2 separate regions of the Homo sapiens genome follow, and region 1 is linked to region 2. A link is a loop called in an ENCODE intact Hi-C map of the cell type or tissue named here. Cell type or tissue: Calu3. All regions are shown on one strand. Links, peaks and the distances in the headings refer to the core of each region. The heading gives the core; the rest is flanking DNA.

The links. Peaks named below come from ENCODE experiments on the same cell type or tissue, not always from the same donor. Only the 100,000 strongest peaks of a DNase experiment are listed, where the experiment ranks them.
Region 1: it touches region 2 in a loop (2.6-fold over the local background); 2 of 110 quality-filtered maps call a loop at or near these places.

Annotation. Positions count from the first base shown.
Region 1 is chr9:25,672,179-25,682,925 of GRCh38, reverse strand. TUSC1 (tumor suppressor candidate 1) reads left to right here and starts at 4,482. Exons shown (of 1, transcript NM_001004125.3): 1 at 4,482-5,957. The coding sequence starts at 4,614. The coding sequence ends at 5,243. In Calu3, for the core only: no CTCF peak of the experiment used is centred there; DNase peaks (open chromatin) are centred at 4,485 and 5,285.
Region 2 is chr9:25,600,899-25,611,645 of GRCh38, reverse strand. No RefSeq gene overlaps it. Among named protein-coding and RNA genes, the nearest start is that of TUSC1, 72 kb to the left of the region's middle. In Calu3, for the core only: no CTCF peak of the experiment used is centred there; no DNase peak of the experiment used is centred there.

The DNA.
Region 1 (10,747 bases), core at 1,239-9,238, 71 kb before region 2:
TTGCATTGCTATAAAAAAAAAATACCAGAGACTGGGTAATTTTGAAGAAAAGAAGCTGGCTCACAGTTCTGCAAGCTGTACAGGTAACACAGTGCTGGCATTTGCTTACGGGAGGTCTCAGGAAGCTTTTAGTAGTGGTGGAAGGCAAAGAGGGAGTAGGCACTCACATGGCAAAAACAGGAGCAAGAAAGAGACGGGGAAGGTGCTACACACTTTTAAACAACTAGATCTCACAAGAACTCACTCACAATTGCAAAGATAGCACCAAGGGGATGGTCCTAAGCCATTCATGAGAAATCTGCCCCCATGATCCATTCACCTCCCACTAGGCCCCACATCCAAATTTGGGGATTAGAATTCAACGTGAGATTTGGTGGGGACATGTATCCAAACTTTATCACTTTCCAAAGCTCCATCTCCAAATACCAACACATTGGTGGTCAGGGGTTCAACTCATGAATTTTGGACCTACAGTAGTCAGTCTATAGTAATACATTACAACCAAACTCCTAGACAAAAGAATGTGAGGACTCTTGGTAGGAGAGTGAACAGACCAGCAGGAAAGTAATGGAAGGTAAGCACAGAGATACTCAGGTCATCCACATTGTGTATAGCCCTAAATGCCAGACTACTGAGTATAACACTGTTATTTATTGAACTTGATCAAACTTGTTTTCCAGAATTCATTTGGTGCAATATTATACAATGTTATAAAGAGAAAAGCAACAAAGAGAAATTGAATGTGAGATGACGTGTTCAGTGTGAAATGTGCCACAGATTACCTTAACGTTTGACTTACTTTATAAGAAATATGATTCAAAATGGGCAAACGAGAGTTAAATGAACATGATAATAAAATATTAGAAATCAACTAAGAAGACAAGAAACAACCTATAGGTCCTCTTAAGCCAACATCTAGAAATATGTAACAGCTACAGTATCTGGAAAGAACAACTTGTTTGAGGGATACAAGGAAGGGGCAATAAATTCAACAGCTATTATTCAAAGATGGTTGTAAGAAATACTAAATATCTGCATGAAGTGCAAGGCAGAAAACAGTCCCGGCTCCAATTTGCTGGCAGCTTTTTTTAACAGCCGTATTCTCAAAAATGTTGGTTTGAGGCATTATTTTAAGAAGCATGATGATTGTAAACTTATGTTTTTATTTTTTATTTTACCTAAGATAGGAGGCAGATCAATTTTAGAATAAGATACTTAAGTTGTCAGATAATTAGAGAAGGGCATTGGTTTTGTGTTAGAAGGCATGGAGACTAAATACTTACAAAAATGTCCCTTTTCAAAAAGAAAAAAAGGGTTGTTTTGGGGAAATAGAAAAACTAAGCATTCCAAATTACTTAACAGTAGTCTCCCCCTTATCTGAGGTTTCTCTTTCCACGGTTCAAGTTACTTGCAGTCATCCCTGGCCAAAAATATTAAATGGAAAGTCCCAGGAAAGAAAAACATTTCGTAAGTTTTAAAGTGTGCACTATTCTGAGTAATGTAATGAAGTCTCTCACCATTTCCATCCTGATAGGAATGTGAATCATCTTTGTCCACTGCATCTATGCTGTTGACCCTACTCACCCATCGGTCACTCAGCGGCTATGTCAGTTATCAACTGGAAAAAAAACATGGTACAATTGTCCCTCAGCATCCTTGGGGGATTGGATCCAGGACTCTTGATAATATGCTCAAGGACCTTATATAAAATGTCATAGTATTTGCATACAACCTACACACATCCTCCCATATACTTTAAATCCTCTCTAGATTACTAACCAAAGCCCTGTAAATTCTATGTAAATAGTTGTTACACTGTATTTTTGTTTTTTTAATTGTATTTTTATTTAAAAATATTTTTGATCTGTGGTTGATTGTCTACCAGTGTGGAACCCACCAATACAGAAGGAAGACTGTATGTGTATACAGGGTTCATTACCATCCAAGGTTTCAGGCATTCACTGAGGATCTTGGAATGTATCCCTACAAATAAGAGGGGCTGCTGTACTTGCATTTTTCTGTTCTTTTACTTCAAACTTCGTAACCTTAGTCAGGAAATAATCTTTGGTCTTAGAGTTTCCTAAATGCAAAGTGCAAGTAGTCCTTTTCTTTTTAGTTTTAAAACTGTTTAAACAGAATTCTTTTTATAGCAGAATTCTTTTTCTTGAGCAAGAGTAGCTTAAGGAACAATGATGAACCAGTTGTCAGAAAAGAGTGACCTATGTCCTTTAAGACTTTCTTCTATTTAGCAAGCAAGCAATTTTACTGTTCAGAAGCCCCCAGTCTTAAAAAGCAGCACAGGTATCTATCTACCTTTTATTTTTCTAATCAAGCACTTATATACTTATTCTATATGTTTTAAGTATTATTGTAGTCTTGCATTTCTTTTAAATTTGATCAGTTCCGTATATTTTCCAAATTTTTTCCATTTTATTTTCATATATAGGTACATATTATTTGCCCAGTAATATTTTTATATGTAGACCATTAACAAACTACAGTGTGGAGAAGCATTTTTACTCTTTGTGCTACCATCCTCAGAAAAGCTGTAATTTTCATCTTCGAGTATATGATTCTTGACATATTATTCTAGGTAAATTAAAATAAATACAAGTATATACTTTTAGTACTAATCATTTTAATCACTCTGTTGTCTCAACTCCACTTTCAACTTAGAAATGACATTGTCTCTATGTCGTATTTGAAAGATTGGTGGACTCTCCATTAACAAATCATAAGACAAATGTTCACTGCTACATAAGACAGTCTTTATGAGTCTTAATACCTTTTTGTTGGATCGATTTTTTCCACATTTTTTTCTTTCCTTTTCTTCCAAACTTCCCTTTCTCCCTCTCTTCATCCCTTCCCCCTTCCTTATTTTTTGAGATAGGTCTCCTTTTGTCGCCCAGGATGGAGTACAATGGTGTGATCATAGCTCACAGCAGTCTTGCAGCCTCAACCTTAATGTAAATTAAGAATGATACAGTCCTTCTTGAGTCTCTTGAACCCGGAAGGTGGTGGTGGCAGTGAGCAGAGATGGCGCCATTGCACTCCAGCCTAGGCAACAAGAGCGAAACTCCCATCTCAAGAATGATATGCTCCTTTTTTTTTTTTTTTTTTTTTTTGAAAAGGAGCCTTGCTCTGTCGCCCAGGCTGGAGTGCAATGACGCAATCTCAGCTCACTGCAAACTCTGCCTCCCGGGTTCAAGTGATTCTCCTGCCTCAGCCTCCCGAGTAGCTGAGACTACAGGCCCGTGCCACCACGCCCGGCTAATTTTTGTATTTTTAGTAGAGACGGGGTTTCATTGTGTTAGCCAGGATGGTCTTGATCTCCTGACCTTGTGATCCTCCCGCCTCGGCCTCCCAAAGTGCTAGGATTACAGGCGTGAGCCACCACGCCCGGCCTGGAATGTGGTCCTTCTTAAAACTAAATTTATATTTTTTGAAATTCCAAAATTATATCTTTCATGTGATAAAATGAGATAATTGAGAACACATTTGGTGTTGTGGTCTCTTAAGATCTTGCCTAACAAAATAAAAGTACAAAAAAATTGAGCAAATATTTTCCCCTTATTTGTACTTGTCAATGAAGACCCCATGTATGTACTTATATGTTTTTCTTGTTCGTTACTTGCTCCAGTGGTTTGGAAATTTTGGTTATCCTGAGAATTCTCTGGGACCCTGTTAGACATGTAGATTCTTGCTAGGGCATACTTGCTTAAGAGATTCTGGCGTCAGTACCTAATCCTTAAATTACTTTGCAATCATCCAGTTACTATGTAGGTTGAGACCCTACAAGAAGGAATGATTCATTCAATGAGATGTACATCCTTGATCCCAGAAACTTTGGAACTAAGTATTCAGTTTCTTCAATAAACAGAGCACTTCTTGTTTCATAGCTTTTGGGGGTTGGCCTGAACAAATCAACTAAGTATGACCTAGTTTCTATAGCGTTCTGAACAATTTACAGAGTGAATTCCTGGCTGTTCACAAATTGGGAATTGACTGCATTCTTTGGAGAGCCAGGTGTTTCCACCGGGAAACCCCATGACAGGTACTCAGCCCAATTCTGTTTAATGTTTTATTAAACATAGGGGTGGGTTAAACCACTGGGTTTTAAATGAAGCACTTAGAGCTTTTCAACTTGCCCCATAGCTTTGTCTCAGAACCGATCATTCTATTATCATTAGTTTTGAGAATGCCGTGTAAAGAGCAAAGTAACCACTGGTGGTTGCACTCCGGAGCGGGCGAGGACGGCTAGTTCCTGCAGTGCCCAGGCCTGCACGGAAGCGCCCTGGCACAACTCAGCTGAGGATACACGCTTTTTCCCGCGCAGCCGGAGGGCTGAACAGCAAAGCACTCCCCGGGGGAACTGTGTGTCAGCGCAGCCTGGAGAGAGCAGGCCCAGGGGGCAGCTCCACCACAGGAGACAGGACACGCCTCAGTCTGGGCAAATTCCCGGCCTCCTTTGGCTCTAAGCCAGCAGCCGCCGCCCGCGACCTCCTCTCCTCCTCCGTCGTCACCCCGGCCGCCCTGCCAGCCCCGAACTTGCCCGCGCCTGGCCGCGCGGCCCCTCAGCCCACGGGGCTGGCGGCGCGGTTGGGATGGGACCGATGTGGCGCATGCGTGGTGGCGCCACTAGGCGCGGGAGTTGCTGCGGCGGGGACGGTGCTGCGGACGGCCGAGGGCCAGGCCGCTCCGGCCGGGCTCGTGGTGGGGGCAGCCCCAGCGGCGGCGGCGGCGGCGTGGGCTGGCGAGGCCGCGCGGACGGCGCCCGACAGCAGCTGGAGGAGCGGTTTGCCGACCTGGCGGCGAGCCACTTGGAGGCCATCCGTGCGCGGGACGAGTGGGACCGGCAGAACGCGCGGCTGCGTCAGGAGAACGCCCGGCTGCGGCTCGAGAACCGGCGGCTGAAGCGCGAGAACCGCAGCCTCTTCCGTCAGGCTTTGCGGCTCCCCGGCGAAGGCGGCAACGGGACGCCCGCGGAGGCACGCCGGGTCCCTGAAGAGGCCAGCACGAACCGGAGGGCTAGAGACAGCGGCCGAGAGGACGAGCCGGGCAGCCCCAGGGCCCTGAGGGCCCGACTTGAGAAGCTGGAAGCCATGTACCGCCGGGCCCTGCTGCAGCTGCACCTCGAGCAGCGGGGACCACGTCCGAGCGGGGACAAGGAGGAGCAGCCTCTACAGGAACCCGACTCCGGCCTCCGCTCCCGGGACTCGGAGCCCTCTGGGCCCTGGCTGTAGCCGAGGCCGCAGCCGGTGAGAGGCGGAGCCTCGAGCGGGCCCCTCCTCCTCCGTTCCCAGCTACCCCCGACCTCGCGCACGCCCTGGCCCGCTCCCTGCCCGCGGATACCTTGGACTACGGTGCCTTCCCGCCCCCACCAGTGGACACTTCCGGGTGGCGCTTGGCCATCCGCTTGGTGGAGGTCGAGTGGGTGCAAGGGCCCTCAGGACCTCCCACATGTACAGTTCCCCTGCCTCTTGCCCCGGCTAGTTTCCCTGGAGAGAGGCCTAGCCAACAACGAAGGGACGGATTTTAAAACAGCGAGAACTGGGTGCCAAGAAACACTTCATATTCCCTGAACTTTTCTGGATGTTGTGCGAACCTGTTGTATTTTTTTTTTTCCTGTATTTTGGTTCTGAGGGATGAGTAATGTGTTTTTAGTTGGTTGAGTTTATCCATTCTTCAATCCCCTAAAGCCTTCAGCTATTCTTTCATATGTGGCCAACATTTTAAGTACAGTGTTTGCTTTTATAAGTCGGTGTTACTTGGATGTCCTATAAAATACCCACTTTTTATAAAGATGATATTTATAACCTAGGAACTCATGCCTGTCTTGGCTGCAGTCCCTGTACATCTAATATATACTGATTTGTTTGCCCCCAGAGAATTTTTAAGGTATCTGCCTATATCGTGATCTTTTGAAATGGTAAATAAATCTGGTGCATTAAAAATTATCTGAAAGGTTGCGGCGAGTATTATTTGAAGTGTGTTACATTTTTATATTTTTAAAAAGATACCTTTATGAATATACTAATTTAAATCTGGTTTTAGTTGTCCTTAGTAAACTATCATGTTCTTTTAGCTTCATGTAACAGTGATCTTTTAAAATAATCTAAAGATTAGGTAGTCTAAAAGTTATTTTAATCTTTAATGTTCAATTAGCTTAATTAGTACGTAGATAATTTGCCTTATTTTGACTAAGGACTTTTAAGAAATTATAAATTACTTGTATATCAAAAGTTCCCCTAACAAAGTAATTTAAGTCTCAGTTGTTATTTCAATGGCACAAAAAAGTGACTAGTTTAGCAATAAATGTCCTAAAATTACTTTTATTGCGCTTCGTTAATAACACTTTTGCCAACTAAGTAATGAAGAGGATACCATTGTGCCTGATAAAAAAATCATAGGTCCAAGAGTGTTTCAATGATGGAAAACATTTCAGGGGAAAAAATCATGAATAGAATTGTCAAGGGAATAAAATATACTAGTTATGGCATAGTCCAAAAGTATTAAATATTATATATTACAAAACAATGTTTCAGTCGTGTCCGTGTGAAGAGACCACCAAACAGGCTTTTTGTGAGCAACAAGGCTGTTTATTTCACCTGGGTGCAGGCGGGCTGAGTCCGAAAAGAGTCAGTGAAGGGAGATAGGGGTGGGGCCGTTTTATAAGTTTTGGGTAGGTAAAGGAAAATTACAGTCAAAGGGGGGTTGTTCTCTGGCAGGCAGGAGTGGGGGGGTCACGAGGTGCTCAGCAGGGGAGCTTTTGAGCCAGGATGAGCCAGGAGAAGGAATTTCACAAGATAATGTCATCAGTTAAGGCAGGAACAGGCCATTTTTCACTTGTTGTGTGGTGGAATGTCGTCAGTTAAGGAAAGAACCAGCCATCTGGATGTGTACATGTGGGTCACAGGGGACATGATGGCTTAGCTTGGGCTCAGAGGCCTGACACAATGTACCAGGAAAACAAGTTTTGTGATTTTTCAAGTTCTGGGTTATGAAGACACTATATTTTGCTTAAAGGTAATTGATATTCAGATGTGAATATTAGAATCTTCCCCTATGGCCAAAAAATATAAGGAACTTGTTGAGAAGAGGTAGGTATATGAAAATAAATTATATTCCCCTTCACTTCATTTTCTAAGAATGAAAGAAATACAGTGATGTACTGCCTAACCAACATTTCAGTCAGGAATGCGCTGCTTATATGATGATGGTCCCGTAAGATTATAATACTGTTATTTTTATTGTAGCTTTTCTATGTGTAGACACGTTTAAATACACAACTACCATTGCGTTGTAATTGCCGGCAGTATTCAGTAGAATGACATGTTTCCAAATTTGTAGCCTAGTAGGAATAGGCTCTACCATATAGCCTAGGTATGTAGTAAGCTATACCTTCTAAGTTTGTGTAGGTACACTGTAATGTTCACATAACAAAGAAATTGCCTAGTGATGCATTTCTCAGGGCATGTCCCATTGTTAAGAGGCCCATGTCTGTAAAACATGTTTAGGAGGCAGTAGGAATTGGAGAACGGAAAAAACGTTTGTCCACCTTCCTGCTATTAAATTGTAACTTCAGGCTTAAATTGGTTAAGCTCTCCACATCTTAGTATTCTCATTTGTAAAATGAACGTAAGATCTACCTCAACATGTTATAAAAATGTTATTGAGATAATACAGCAAAATGCCTGCTTCAAAGTTTTCATGCACGTCCGTGTGAAGAGACCACCCAACAGGCTTTGTGTGAGCAGCAAGGCTGTTTATTTCACCTGGGTGCAGGTGGGCTGAGTCCAAAAAGAGAGTCAGTGAGGGGAGATAGGGGTGGGGCTGTTTTATAGGATTTGGGTAGGTAAAGGAAAAAGGGGGGTTATTCTCTGGCAGGCAGGGGTGGGGGTCACAAGGTGGTCAGTAGGGGAGCTTTTGAGCCAGGATGAGCCAGGAGACGGAATTTCACCAGATAATGTCATCAGTTAAGGCAGGAACAGGCCATTTTCACTTGTTTTGTGGTGGAATGTCATCAGTTAAGGCAGGAACAGGCCATTTTCACTTGTTTTGTGGTGGAATGTCATCAGTTAAGGCAGGAACTGGCCATCTGGATGTGTACCTGCAGGTCACAGGGGATATGATGGCTTAGCTTGGGCTCAGAGGCCTGACATTCCTGACTTCTTATATTAATAAGAAAAATAAAATGAAATTGTGGTAAAGTGTTGGGACAGTGAAAATTTTTAGGGGTGGTATGGAGAGATAATGGGCGATGTTTCTCAGGGCTACTTCCAGCGGGATTAGAGGTGGCGTGGGAACCTAGAGTGGGAGAGATTAAGCTGAAGGAAGATTTTGTGGTAAGGGGTGATATTGTGGGGTTGTTAGAAGAAACATTTGTCATTTAGAATTATTGGTGATGGCCTGGATACGGTTTTGTATGAATTGAAAAATGGAATAAGAGAAGGAGAAAACCAGGTATTAAAGGTCTAAGAATTGGGAGGACCTAGGACATTTAATTAGAGAGTGCGAAGGAGATTCAGCATAGTCCTGCCAGCAAAGATTATTTATTTACTTTAAGAGTTAAGAGTGGCAGTTTGCGGATAGCACCAGGGGATATCAGCTGTGATGGCTTGGAGGAACAGTGTAAACTGGCAGTGTAAACAAGAGCAGGGCATGTATGAGTAGTTGAAAACGGTGAATAGGTGTATGACTAGACAGAAGATAGTAGGGATGACAAGTTTTTTGGGGCACAGTCTAAGTTGGCCTGGTGCCTGGAATGAGACTGGGGCCAAATAAAAAGGAGCGTCTATACAGGAGCTCAAATGGGCTGTACCTTGTAGCATTCCGAGGACAGGCCTGAATTCTGAGAAGGCAAAGTGGTAAAAGTATTGTCCAGTCCTTTTTAAGTTGGTGGCTGAGCTTGGTGAGGTGTGTTTTTAAAAGACTATTAGTCCGTTCTACCTTTCCTGAAGACTGAGGACCGTAAGGGATATAAAGGTTTCACTGAATACCAAGAGCCTGAAAAAATGCTTGGCTGATTTGACTAATAAAGGCCAGTCTGCTATCGGACTGTATAGAGGTGGGAAGGCCAAACCGAGGAATTATGTCTGACAGAAGGGAAGAAATGACAGCGATGGCCTTCTCAGACCCTGTGGGAAAGGCCTCTACCCACCCAGTGAAAGTGTCTACCTAGACTAAGAGGTATTTTAGTTTTCCGACTCAGGGCATGTGAGTAAAGTCAATTTGCTAGTCCTGGGCAGGGACAAATCCCTGAGCTTGATGTGTAGGAAAGGGAGGAGGCCTGAACAATCCCTGAGGGGTAGTAGAATAGCAGATGGAACACTGAGAAGTAATTTCCTTGAGGATAGATTTCCAGGATGGAAAGGAAATGAGAGGTTCTAAGAGACAGGCTAGCGGCTTGTAACCTACATGAGAGGTTATGAAATGACACCAGAATAGAACGGGCCTGTGAGGCTGGAAGGAGATATTTTCCTTGGTCTAAGAACCATTTGCCTTGTGTGGAAAAGAGATTGATAGGTGGAAGTTTCAGCGGGGGAGTAGGTGGGAGTGACTGATACGAAGGAGGAAAACTGGCCGTGAAGGACAGAAGTTGGAAATCTAGCTGCTTGTCTAGCCACCTTATCAGCATAATCGTTGCCTAGAGCAATGGGATCTGACGCCTTTTGATGGCCTTTGCAGTGAATGACTGCAGCTTCCTTTGGAAGTAAAGCCGCCTTGAGCAGAGTTTTTATTAAAGAGGCATTAATGATGGAGGACCCTTGCGTAGTGAGGAAACCTCCTTCAGCCTATATAACAGCATGATGGTGCAGAATATGAAAGGCATATTTAGAGTCAGTGTAAATATTGACGCGTAGTCCTTTTTCAAGAGTGAGGACTTGAGTTAAGGCAACTAATTTGGCTTGCTGAGAGGTAGTGGAGGGGGGCAAAGCGGTAGCCTCAATGATAGATGTGGAAGATACTATAGCATAGCCTGCCTTTGCTGGTGAGTGGCGATTAGGCCTGGTGGAACTGCCACCAATAAACTAAATGTGATCAGGGTGAGAAAAAGGAAAGAAGGAAATATGGGGAAATGAGGTGAATGTCAGGTGGATCAGAGAGATACAATCATGAGGGTCAGGTGTGGTATCCAGAATAATGTGGGAGACCAGATTGAAGTCCGTGCCAGGAACAATGGTAATTGTGGGAGACTCAACAAAGAGTGAGTACAGCTGAAGGAGCCGGGGAGCAGAAAGTATACGTGTCAGGTATGAGGAAGAGAAGAGATTTTGGAAGTTATGAGAAATGTAGAGTGAGTTGAGCACAGTTTGTGATTTTTAGGGCCTCTAAAATTATTAAAGCAGCGGCAGCCACTGCACACAGACATGAGGGCTAGGCTAAAACAGTAAGGTCAAAGTTGTTTGGACAGAAAGGCTACAGGGTGCGGTCCCGGCTCTTGTGAAAGAATTCTGACTGCGCTAACCATGCCTAGGAAGGAAAGGAGTTGTTGTTTTATAAGGGATTGAGGTTTGGGAGATTACTCGGACATGATCAGCAGGGAGAGCATGTGTGTTTTTATGAGAATTATGCTGAGATAGGAAACTGATGAGGAAGAAATTTGGGCTTGACTGAAGTAAAGGGGGCTGTCTGTGAAGCCTTGCGGCAGTACAGCTCAGGTAATCTGCTGAGCCTAATGGGTGTCAGGGTCAGTCCAAGTGAAAGCGAAGAGAGGCTGGGATGAAGGGTGCAAAGGAATAGTAAA
Region 2 (10,747 bases), core at 1,039-9,038:
AGTCCAAAATAGTCCACATCAAGATACTTTTTTTTTTTTTTAACATAGAAAGAATTGTTTTGTTCATACGGAAGGCAAAGGAATCTAGGATAACTGCAATTTTTAGACTCAATCAACTTGGGGGTTGGTGGTATCAATTGGTGAGGTAAGGAATATTGAAAGGGGCAAAGGATTTAGACTTGTGCCCCTTGGCATTTGGATGAGATAGTTACAGATTTAACAAAAAGACTTCACCAGGGGGTACCCAAGATGACACTGGCCATAACCATTAAAATACCCAAAGGTAGAAAGGCTGATGGAGGAATTTCTTTTTAATGGTGGGCTTAAATCTTGTAATTATAAAAAGGAATGGCTTATTAAGGAGCTTCTCAATGGAGTTGCATGATCCTTGGTATAGTGAAAAGTAACCCTTCTATAGCTCTTTCTTTAGGCATGAGGGATAGTTCTACTTCATGATCAAAGCTTGCAGTCTCCTGTCTTACGGAGAGCTCCAATTTAGCAGAAGAGACATGTGTTATTAACCAACAATGTGGACAGTGACAAAACTGAAGGAAGTAATAAATTCAAAAAAGTTGAATTGGATACCTTCATTACAAAAATGACATTTGACTTGGGAATTCAATAGGAGTTCATTTGGGAGGGACAGAGTAGATAATATTAATTAATACTTTAATAGGTAAAATTTTATAAATATAAATATTATACAATTTTTAAAAATTACTCTATCCTGTTAATAACATTTGCTGCTTTTCTTTGAAATCTCTTTGTTTTCCTCACCATTTAAAATAATAATCTTATTGCTTTATTTAGTAGTCTGAGAGTTGTCCATGTATGTGGGTAGATTAACAGTATATTATTGATAAGAGTTTGCTCTTGTGAATATGTCACAGTGTCACACAAGCTTTTATAATGCTGGCATATGTAAATAGTGATAGCATATGATATTTTATTAAATTTAACATTTATAAATTTATTTTGCAAAGCGATTTGCAGAGAAGGTGAAGTGTCAAGAGGGAGTGATAGAGTACTAAACCTTACTTTTTAGGTACCATGACTTTCATAGTTTGCTTATTTTCTCCCTCTGTGCTGCATTTTTAATTTTTTTCAGATCTATATTTCAGTTTATTACTTATCTTGAGGATTCTTTGATACATTGTTTAATACTGTGGTATATTTATAATTTTAGTTATGTTTTTCATATCTTGAAGTAGTATATAGATATCTTTCAAGTTTGGCTGAACATTTTTATGGCCTCTTTCTCCATTATCCAACTGTTGTTTTCCATTTCTATATTTTTATACAATTGAATATTATTTATAAATATTCTGAATCTGATAATTCCAATACTTGAAGTCTTATATTGAGCTGATACGGTTTTCAGTTGTTTCTATTTCATTTGTGGGGCCTTATTTCCTTCTGCTTTTATAATTTTGACCCTACGAGCTGATGTTTTTGAGGCATGAGTTTAGTGTGTGAATTTCTCCAAAGAGGATTTGTGTTTTCTTCTGCTAGGGGCCAAGGGACACTATCAATCAGTGTAGTACTGCTTTAAAATAAATTTTCCATTTTGAATTATTTCAGTGTAAGCAACAAATGTAAATTTTAGGCTGTAGACCCTTATAAGGATCAGATTGTGAGCACGAATTCTGAAAACAGATTATTTGAGGTGTGCATTTTTTCTTTCTTTCTTCTTCTTCTCTTCCTCTTGTTTATTCTTCCCCTCATTTTCCTCCTTCTTCTATCTCCAGGTATGAAAAGAACAGGATTATTTCCAGCTCCCTTGGTGAGATTTTATGCCTGTGTCTCCTATTATTCTCCCTATATTAATTAACTCTAGGTTTTCTCTTATCCCTGCTAGGTGGTGCTTGGAAAACCAAATTTAAAGTTACAGGGCATTGGAAAATGCCTTCAAAATGATAAGTAGCTTCAGAAACACTCTTATCTCTCTTGGTTCCTGTTCTCAGTTTGTTTGTTTGTTTGTTTTGTTTTGTTTTTTCAGCTATAAAAATTCCTTACTATGTTGCCTGCTTGGCAATTAATTTTCAGAAGAAAATCTTATATTTTAACCAGAATTTTTAGATGTTTTCTACAGGAAGAGCAGTCAGAATATATTGATTATATAGTCTATTACAAAAAAGAAAATGTGAAAGACAAAAACTTGAATTTCACTTATTTATTTATTTATTTGAGATGGAGTCTCACTCTGTCCCCCAGGTTGCAGTGCAGTGGCGCGATCTTGCCTCACTGCAACCTCTACCTCCTGGGTTCAAGCTATTCTCTGCCTCAGCTTTCTCAGTAGCTGGGATTGCAGGCGCCTGCCACCACGCCTGGCTAATTCTTGTATTTTTAGTAGAGACGGGGTTTCACCATCTTGGCCAGGCTGGTCTTGAACTCCTGACCTCGTGATCCACCCGCCTCGGCCTCCCAAAGTTCTGGGATTACAGGCATGATTGAATTTCTTTTTCTTTTTAAACCAGAAATTTTAAAGTATAGAAATTTCTCTATTTCGAGTTTCAGAATTCTTAAAAAGTGGAAGACACTACATTTCATTGAAAAAATAATTAACAAGCTAAATACATATAGAGGAGGTGGAAAAAGAAGAGAATTCATGTAGCTAAAAACAAAATAAACCTCAACTGAGATCCAGAGGAGCTTTCTAATATAAAATTAGCCCACTGCTCTGTTTTGTTGTTGTTTTTGTTTCTTTGTTGTTATTTAACTAGAAAAAAAGCAGGACCAGCAGCTTGAAGCATTATCAATTAAATTTTCTCATTAGCTATATTTGGTTCCTTAACTGGCCTTTGTGACTATGTAATTTCAAGTGATAATTATCTGTGGCACTAGCCTATTCCTATATCAACGTTATCTCTTAATTAATTTAAGAAATTGACTTAACATTTTTTTCCATCTTCTGACACAGAAGTAATTTGTGAGTTACCATTCCTTAGCACCGTCAGCAGTGTTCTGAAAAATGACAGTAAGTCAGTCCAATCTCACAGTCTTAAACCACAATAGCACGGATAATAATCTTGGAGAAGCCCCGCTAAGGAAAAAAAAAATGTACATATTTGCTGTGAAACTGAAGAAACATGAGATTGTAGTCCAGAGGATTAGAGAAAGAGGCAAAATAACAGAGAAAATATTAATTCATTTTAAAGACAGAAATCTTCAAACTCAAGAAACACACAATTGTAATAGGCTAAAGCATTGTGTTTATGCTAAATATTTTGGTTTAAACAGAAAGCAAGCAGGGATTGCTTTACACTCAGGTATTTCTCATTGAATTCCTCAGGGAAACACAAGGAAAGAAGCAATGTTTCGGCGTTCAATAATTTTTCAAACCTCAGAAGGGATTTCCACTCCTTAAAGTAAGAATGAACCATTAAGGAGAAAACATGTGGTCACCCAGGGAGTGAAGGTAGGAAATTGCAGCTCAGTTAGCATAACTTTGGATCCTAAACTCAGAAGTCATTTCCTTTACCAAAAGGAGGCACGTTTCTAAGGCCAAAAGGACTGTTTTCCCTTTTCCTCACTCTTTCCCGATTCATAACCATCACTTCCTTTCTTAAATCTGCTCTTTGAGTACCTTCACAGGCAATACTATCAAGGGCAGACATGTTTATGTAGTTGCTACGTTGGCAATAGAAAGAGAAGAGCCTAGAAGTTTCCTTGCAGCAATGTCTTAGGAATAACTGTTGCAGAGTTACTTTGGTAAAGGAAGAATCCCTGACTACTGCAAACTATCCATTTACTATATCCACTATACTAAAAAAAAAAAATCTCCTCAGAGCATATGACGAATGAAGATATCAGGTTCCCTTCTCAGGCTAGCAAATCTATAATATATGATAATAAATGAGAAAAAAATTCATGATAAACTTAATGTAAGTCTCAAACTCTAACATAATGTATAAAAGTGATACTACAGACAAAATTTTCACAGAATCAATAATATGATCAATATTGGACACCAAGCTGGAAGATATATAAAAATAATGTATGCTTACTGGAAAGCAAAGATCAAGCCTATCTGTATTTAACAGTTCAGATAATTTTATACCGAGAACAATGCAATAGAATTAATAGAAAAATATTAATATAGAGTTTAACAAGGGTGGTGTTATTAAATAGCAAAACAAAAATAAAATATAAGTAGCTGGTATATATGTTCATCACAGCCAGTCAGATTATTTCATTCCTATGAACCAATTTTTACAAGAAATGTGAAGGACTAATAGGACGAAGACTTGACAAAATGAAAATAAATGCTATGTTTTGGTTTTAAAATTGAATTATGTCATCATTTTAATTCTTTACATATTAATGTATAAGTTGAATTCAATTTTAATCAGTGGAATTTTCTTTTTTTTTATTTTGAATCTGATTGATTCAATTATAATGTTTAGCCTGAATCACAGATAGTGCATAACAGCTAATTATAATTTGAAAAAAAAATTAGTAAGTATTTTTAAGTTAAATCTAAACAGATACCTTTTTAATCACTTAGCTATATGGAAAGAAATAGAACAAGAATATATAAATTGGTCAAGAAAATAAATAACCACTATATACATAGTTAACATAAACATATTCACATATGTTAATGCATCATTACTTCAACAGAAAATCAATGGTTCTAAGACACAAACCAATTAAAAATGAAAAAAGGATAATTTTTTTTAGTGCTCAGACTTAGTATTAATTAAATAAATGCATATTCAAATAATTAAATACTGCTTTTTGCTAATTAAATTGACAAAATATTTAATTAAGTACAGGCATGCCTCAGAGATATTGAAGGTTTGGTTCCAGACCACCTCAATAAAGCCAATATTGCAATACAGTGAGCCACAAGATATTTTTGGTTGTCCTATGGATATAAAAGTTATATTTACACTATAGTCTATTAAGTGTGCAATAGCATTATGTCTAAAAAATAATGTGCGTATCTTAATTTGAAAATACTTTATTGCTAGAAAATACTGTCACCTGAACCTTCAGAGAGTCATAATCTTTTTGCCAATTGAATGTTTTGCCCTGACATTGATGTCTGCCGACTGATTAGAGTGATGGTTGCTGAAGGTTGGGGCGGTTGTGTAAATTTCTTAAAATAAGACAGTAATGAGGTTTGCTGCATCAATTGACTTTTTTTCATGAAAGATTTGTCTGTAGCATGCAATGCTGTTTGATAGCATTTTACTCACAGCAGAACTTCTTCCAAACTTGCAGTAAATCCTCTCAAACTCTGCCAATGCTTTATCAACTAAGTTTGTGTATTATTCTAAATTCATTGTTGTCATTTCAACAATGTTCACAGCATCTTGACCAGGAGTAGATTCCATCTCAAGAAGCCATATTCCCAACACAGAGAAATGATCAATGTTTGAGGTGATGGATATCCTAATTACCCTGATTTAATCAGTACACATTGTTATGCATATCTCAAAATATCACATGAATATCATAAATATGAACAATTATTACCTATCAATAAGCCAGGCAGAGGAAGACAAATATTGCATGTTTTTCACTTGTATGCTGGAGCTTAGCAAATTATCTCACGGGGATAGAGAGTACGCATGTATAGAAATATCATATATATCCCATAAATATGTACAACTGTTCTGATAAAATCTTTCTCATTAAAAAATTTTTTGAGCTGGGCGCAGTGGCTCACACCTGTAATCCTAGTACTTTGGAAGGCCGAGGTGGACGGATCACGAGGTCAGGAGATCAAGACCATCCTGGCTAACACGGTGAAATCCCGCCTCTACTAAAAATAAATAAATAAATAAATAAATAAAAATTAGCTGGGCGTGGTGGCACTTACCTGTATTCCCAGCTACTCGGGAGGCTGAGGCAGGAGAATCATTTGAACCTGGGAAGTGGAGGTTGCAATGAGCCGAGATCGTGCCACTGCACTCCAGCCTGGGCGACAGAGGGAGACTCCGTCTCTAAATAAATAAATAAATAAATAAATAGTTTCTAACAAAAAAGAAACCACTCTCTTTGGACATCTATAAGAAGCAACTCCTTATCCATTAGAGTATTACCGTAAGATAATACCAATTCAGTCACATCTTCAGGCTCCACATCTAATTCTTGCTCTCTGGCTATTTCTTAGAAAATGTATTTCTTAAATAAGACTTGAAAGTTGAAATTACACCTTCATCCATGAGTTATGGAATTGATGTTGGGTTAGCAGGCATGAAAACAACATTAATCTCTTTGTACAGCTCCATCAAAACTCTTGGGTGACCAGGTGTGTTGTCAATGAGTAGTAATATTTTGAAAAATACAGTTTTTTCTGAACAGTCAAGTCTCAAAATATTGGCTTAAAATTTTCTGTAAATCATACTATAAACAGATGTGCTGTCATGCAGGCTTTGTTGTTCCATTTGTACGTATAGGCAAGGTAGATTTAGCATAATTCTTAAGGACCCTAGGGCCTTCTGAAGGGTAAATGAACATTGGCTTCAACTTAAGTCACCAGCTGCATTAGCCTCTAATGTAAGAGTCAGGCTATCCTTTGAAGCTTTAAAAGGCAAACACTGGCTGCTTCTCTCTAGCTGTCAAAGTCCTAGATGGCATTTTCTTCCAATATAAGGCTGTTTTTCAACATTAAAAATCTGTTGTTTAGGGTACCCACTTTCTTCAGTTCTCTTAAGCTAGGGCTTCTGGATAACTTGCTGCAGCTGCTACATCAGCTCTTGCTGCTTCACCTTGCACCTTTATGTTTTGGAGGTAGCTTGCTTCCTCAACCCTCATGAATCAACCTTTGCTAGCTTCAAACTTTTCTTCTGCAGCTTCTTTACCTTTCTCTGATTTCATGGATTTGAAGAGAGTTAGGTCCTTGCTCTGGAATAAGCTTTAGATTAAGGGGATGTTGTGGCTGGTGTGGCCTTCTATCTAGACCATTAAAACATTCTTCATATCAGCAATAAAGCTGTTTTACTTTCTTATCATTTGTGTGGTCACTGGAGTAGCAGTTTTAATTCTCTTTAAGGTTCTTTTTTTTTTTTTTTCATTCCCAACTGTTTGGCACAACAGGCCTAGCTTTCAGCCTATCTTTGCTTCCAACGTGCCTTCCTCACTAAGCTTAATCTTTCCTAGCTTTTGATTTAAAGCAAAAGACATGCGACTCTTCCTTTCAATTGAACACTCAGAGGCCAGTCTGTGGAAAAGTCAGAATACGCATTTATCAATTAAGTTCATCATCTTCTGTAGGCCTGGATTGTGTTGCTCCCAAATGATTACAGTAGTAACATCAAAAATCACTGATCCTAGAACACCGTAACAATATAACGATAATGAAAAAGTTTGAAATATTGTGGAAATTAACAAAATTGTGACGCAGAGACATGAAGCGAGCACGTGCTGTTGGAGAAATGGTGCCAACACACTTGGTCAACACAGGGTTGCCATAAACCTTCCATCTGTAAAAAAATGCAATATCTGTGAAGTGGAACGAAGTGAATCACAATAAAACGAAGTATCCCTGCAATAACTTCAATATTGTTGAAAATAAAGATATGTAGGTACATTGCTATTGGAATTAAAATTTGGTACAACTTTTCTTAAAGCAATTTTGACAGTATGAACAGTATGAAAGGGCTTAAAACATATAGGACCTTCTAGCTTTGAATACTCATTTTGCTATTTATAAATTGTGTGAAGGGAAATTACTTCATCTTTCTTTGCCTTGTTTCCTGTTATGTACAACCTTGAAAATTAGGATGAAATGAGTTAATACAGGTAAAGTGCTTACACCAGTGCCCATAATCATCATTGCTATACTTATTTTTACTATGTTTTCTACAATAATTTGGCTTTTCCAATAAGCATTTTTGATAAACCTAGCGTTTTGCTGATTGTGTTTGCGTCTTTAATTATAAACATTAATTTTCTTAGAGCAACCACCAACGTGATAAAATTTCAGACTTACTACAGTGCTTATTCTAAAACTGAAATTCACAGACTTTCTAAAGACATGTTTATCTGGATTAGCTGTCTTTTCCAAAAGGGTTAACACTACACAATGACCTGTGTCTCTGTCATTAATGCAGAGAGAAAGGTTAATTCTGGATGACTATGTAGGAAGCTAATGCAAGCCTTCCCTTAAATACTTTTACATATTTGAATGTCCTAATAGGTTTGGCTGTCAGAAGTGTCAAATGTAAAGTTGTATGGGGAGGTTGTTTCAAATAGATAAAATTCCATCAGTTGTGTATGTCTTAGTGTATGTGCAAAACAAAAGATGGTAGCATCAAGGTCTTAAATAGCCATTGACAAAAGCTTTTTGATTCTTCATCTCCTGAGGCTATATTGATACCCTGAGGAAGAGGTCAGGCAGACATCTGATTTTAAGGAATTTCAGGCAAAATAGGTATGTGAGGCATGAGGGAAAGGACTTAGGGTTTTGTTTTGTGTTTGTGTTTGTTTTTGTTGGGGAGGTAGGAAGAGTGTGCTGGAGGAAGAGGACTTTACCTAATCCTTATTTAGCTTGCCATTTAATTGTAGAGAAGGGTTCAATTACTCAAAGTTTTTCCTAAAACGCGAGGGTAATAATTTTAGGTTGAAATTAGCCATTAAATGAGATGACAATAATTATAAACATTTCTATAGAGACCATAAACATAGGCTTGTAAAATATAAAATAAGCAAGAGACCTGAGACTATCACCAAGACCGAGTTTTTCCAAGTCTTTCATTTCATAGATGAGGTAATAACTTTAATTTTTCGAAGTCTCCTAACTAGTAAGTCCCTGGGCAGAGATGCAGCTTGTATTCAGATCTCCTGGCTTCCACTACAGAACTCTCTCTACCAGAGGTGGTTACGTTTTTCGAAAGCTAAATATCAGCTGTAAATGTGAACAAAGATTAAGGTACACACAAATAAGTACTTCACTGTTAGTGTTTTCCGGTTGATTTTTTTTTTAATTGTTGTTGCTTTAATTGCCATAGAAAGACCCTGAATCTTTGTATTCTAGGAAACACCTCACCTTCTTTCAACTTACAGACCAAACTGGTCTTACTGGTTCCTCTCAGCTTGACTAGACCTTAGGCCTACTTCTTCCTGAGTCTAGGCTTCTGCTCTTTATCTTAGAGTGTTTACTTGAGGAAGCTAGTTAATTTTTTCTCAGCCCGGTTGAGATGCAAATCATTTTAAAAGCTTCTTGCCAGTTTTACACCCAGGGCTGTCTTCCTCTAGGGCCTGGAAGCCATCCCTTTAAAATCATGAAGGAAGATAGCACCCCAGTCTCCCAGTCACTGTGGGAGGGTGGGAGCCTAAGTGGGTATCTTGCTTCAAGCTGTAAAAGTATCTCATGATGAAGACAAGAGAAAGTTTTCTTTTTGCTTCTGTAAAGCCAGTTAACACACAGATGGACTCAGATCTGTCATCCTGCTCTTCGTTTCAGCAGAGTTGAGATCAGATGAGTTTTATGTCTCTATTGCAAGAACCTTGAAAAAAGTCTTCCCTGCCTGTTTATCTGGTATAATTTGCTTTGACAGTATCATAGCACTTCTTATTTCTACAAAACGTCCAGCTTATTTTACATAAATTATTAAACCTACTTCATTTGATCTCACTTTGATATTTTAAATCGAAAAGTAGTTGTTGCCACTTAACAATATTTCTTCTTTGTTTCTGTTATCATTAGTCTTCCTCTTGCTTCTTACAAGAGTTCTCTAAACCCTGCTGGTGTTGCTGCTTGCAAAGGCTAAATAGAATTTGATTTGGAAAATTTTGCATCTGAAAAATCACTGTCAAATTATTTAACAGATTATTGTATCCTTTTCCTTGTTTTTCTTTGTTAAAGGTCTGCACAATTTCAGACTTTCAGAGCCTTAATATTCCTCTCTGACTCGGATGTGAGGAAAAGTAGTATGAAATTAGTGGGCCAACATCCTGAAAGATTAGTCCAGCCACTCTATGCACATAATTAGAACTAATTGAATTAGTTCCACTCCTAGCAAAGAAGTAAAATCAATATTAATAATTAAAACTGCATTTTTGTATAATTGGATTTTCAAATGAAACCTGAACAAGGGGAAGGAGTGAAGAGTGTTTCTTATGTGTAGATGTAATTAATATGTGTATTAAGTTTATATCTTTAAAATAATCCTGCAGGAATTTGTAGCAATATCCTCCATTTCATTAGCCAGAGCTGATTGCAGGAGTTCCTCACTCTAATCCTTAAAGAAACCATCCATACAACAAACCTATCTGTTGCCACTGAGCTGTCTAGCCAACTGGCTTACTTCTTTCCTATCTCAAATATGTCACTCAGATTCAGCATGAGGGTTTTCAGAAACCGTTTTATTCTGTGTGTTTGTTAAAAAGTTTTGAACAGGACTGGGCAGCCCAACAGTTGACCTTCTAGTGCTTCCCTAGAACTCACTGATATTCCTTCAAGTACTTTTTGCCACAATTCCATATAGAGATGGAATTTCTTCATATAGAGTGATGTTAGAAAAGACTTATAATTTATTCAAAAATAGTGACATGATTGGGGCCACATGAAGAGCACCATTTGACATGGTTCTTCTCTCAAAATTCAGCAATTTTGGAAAGTTGAATAGATTAACATTTGCAGAGTCACTTTATGTCAGAAAGACAGTTAGGTCCTGTGTTGGGAGAGAGGAGAACACATCTATAAATTAGATGTAGTCTCAGAAAGTTCTCTTCAATTAGGAAAAGCATACATTATAGAAACAAAAAGTGAAAAATAAAACAAGACAGTGTA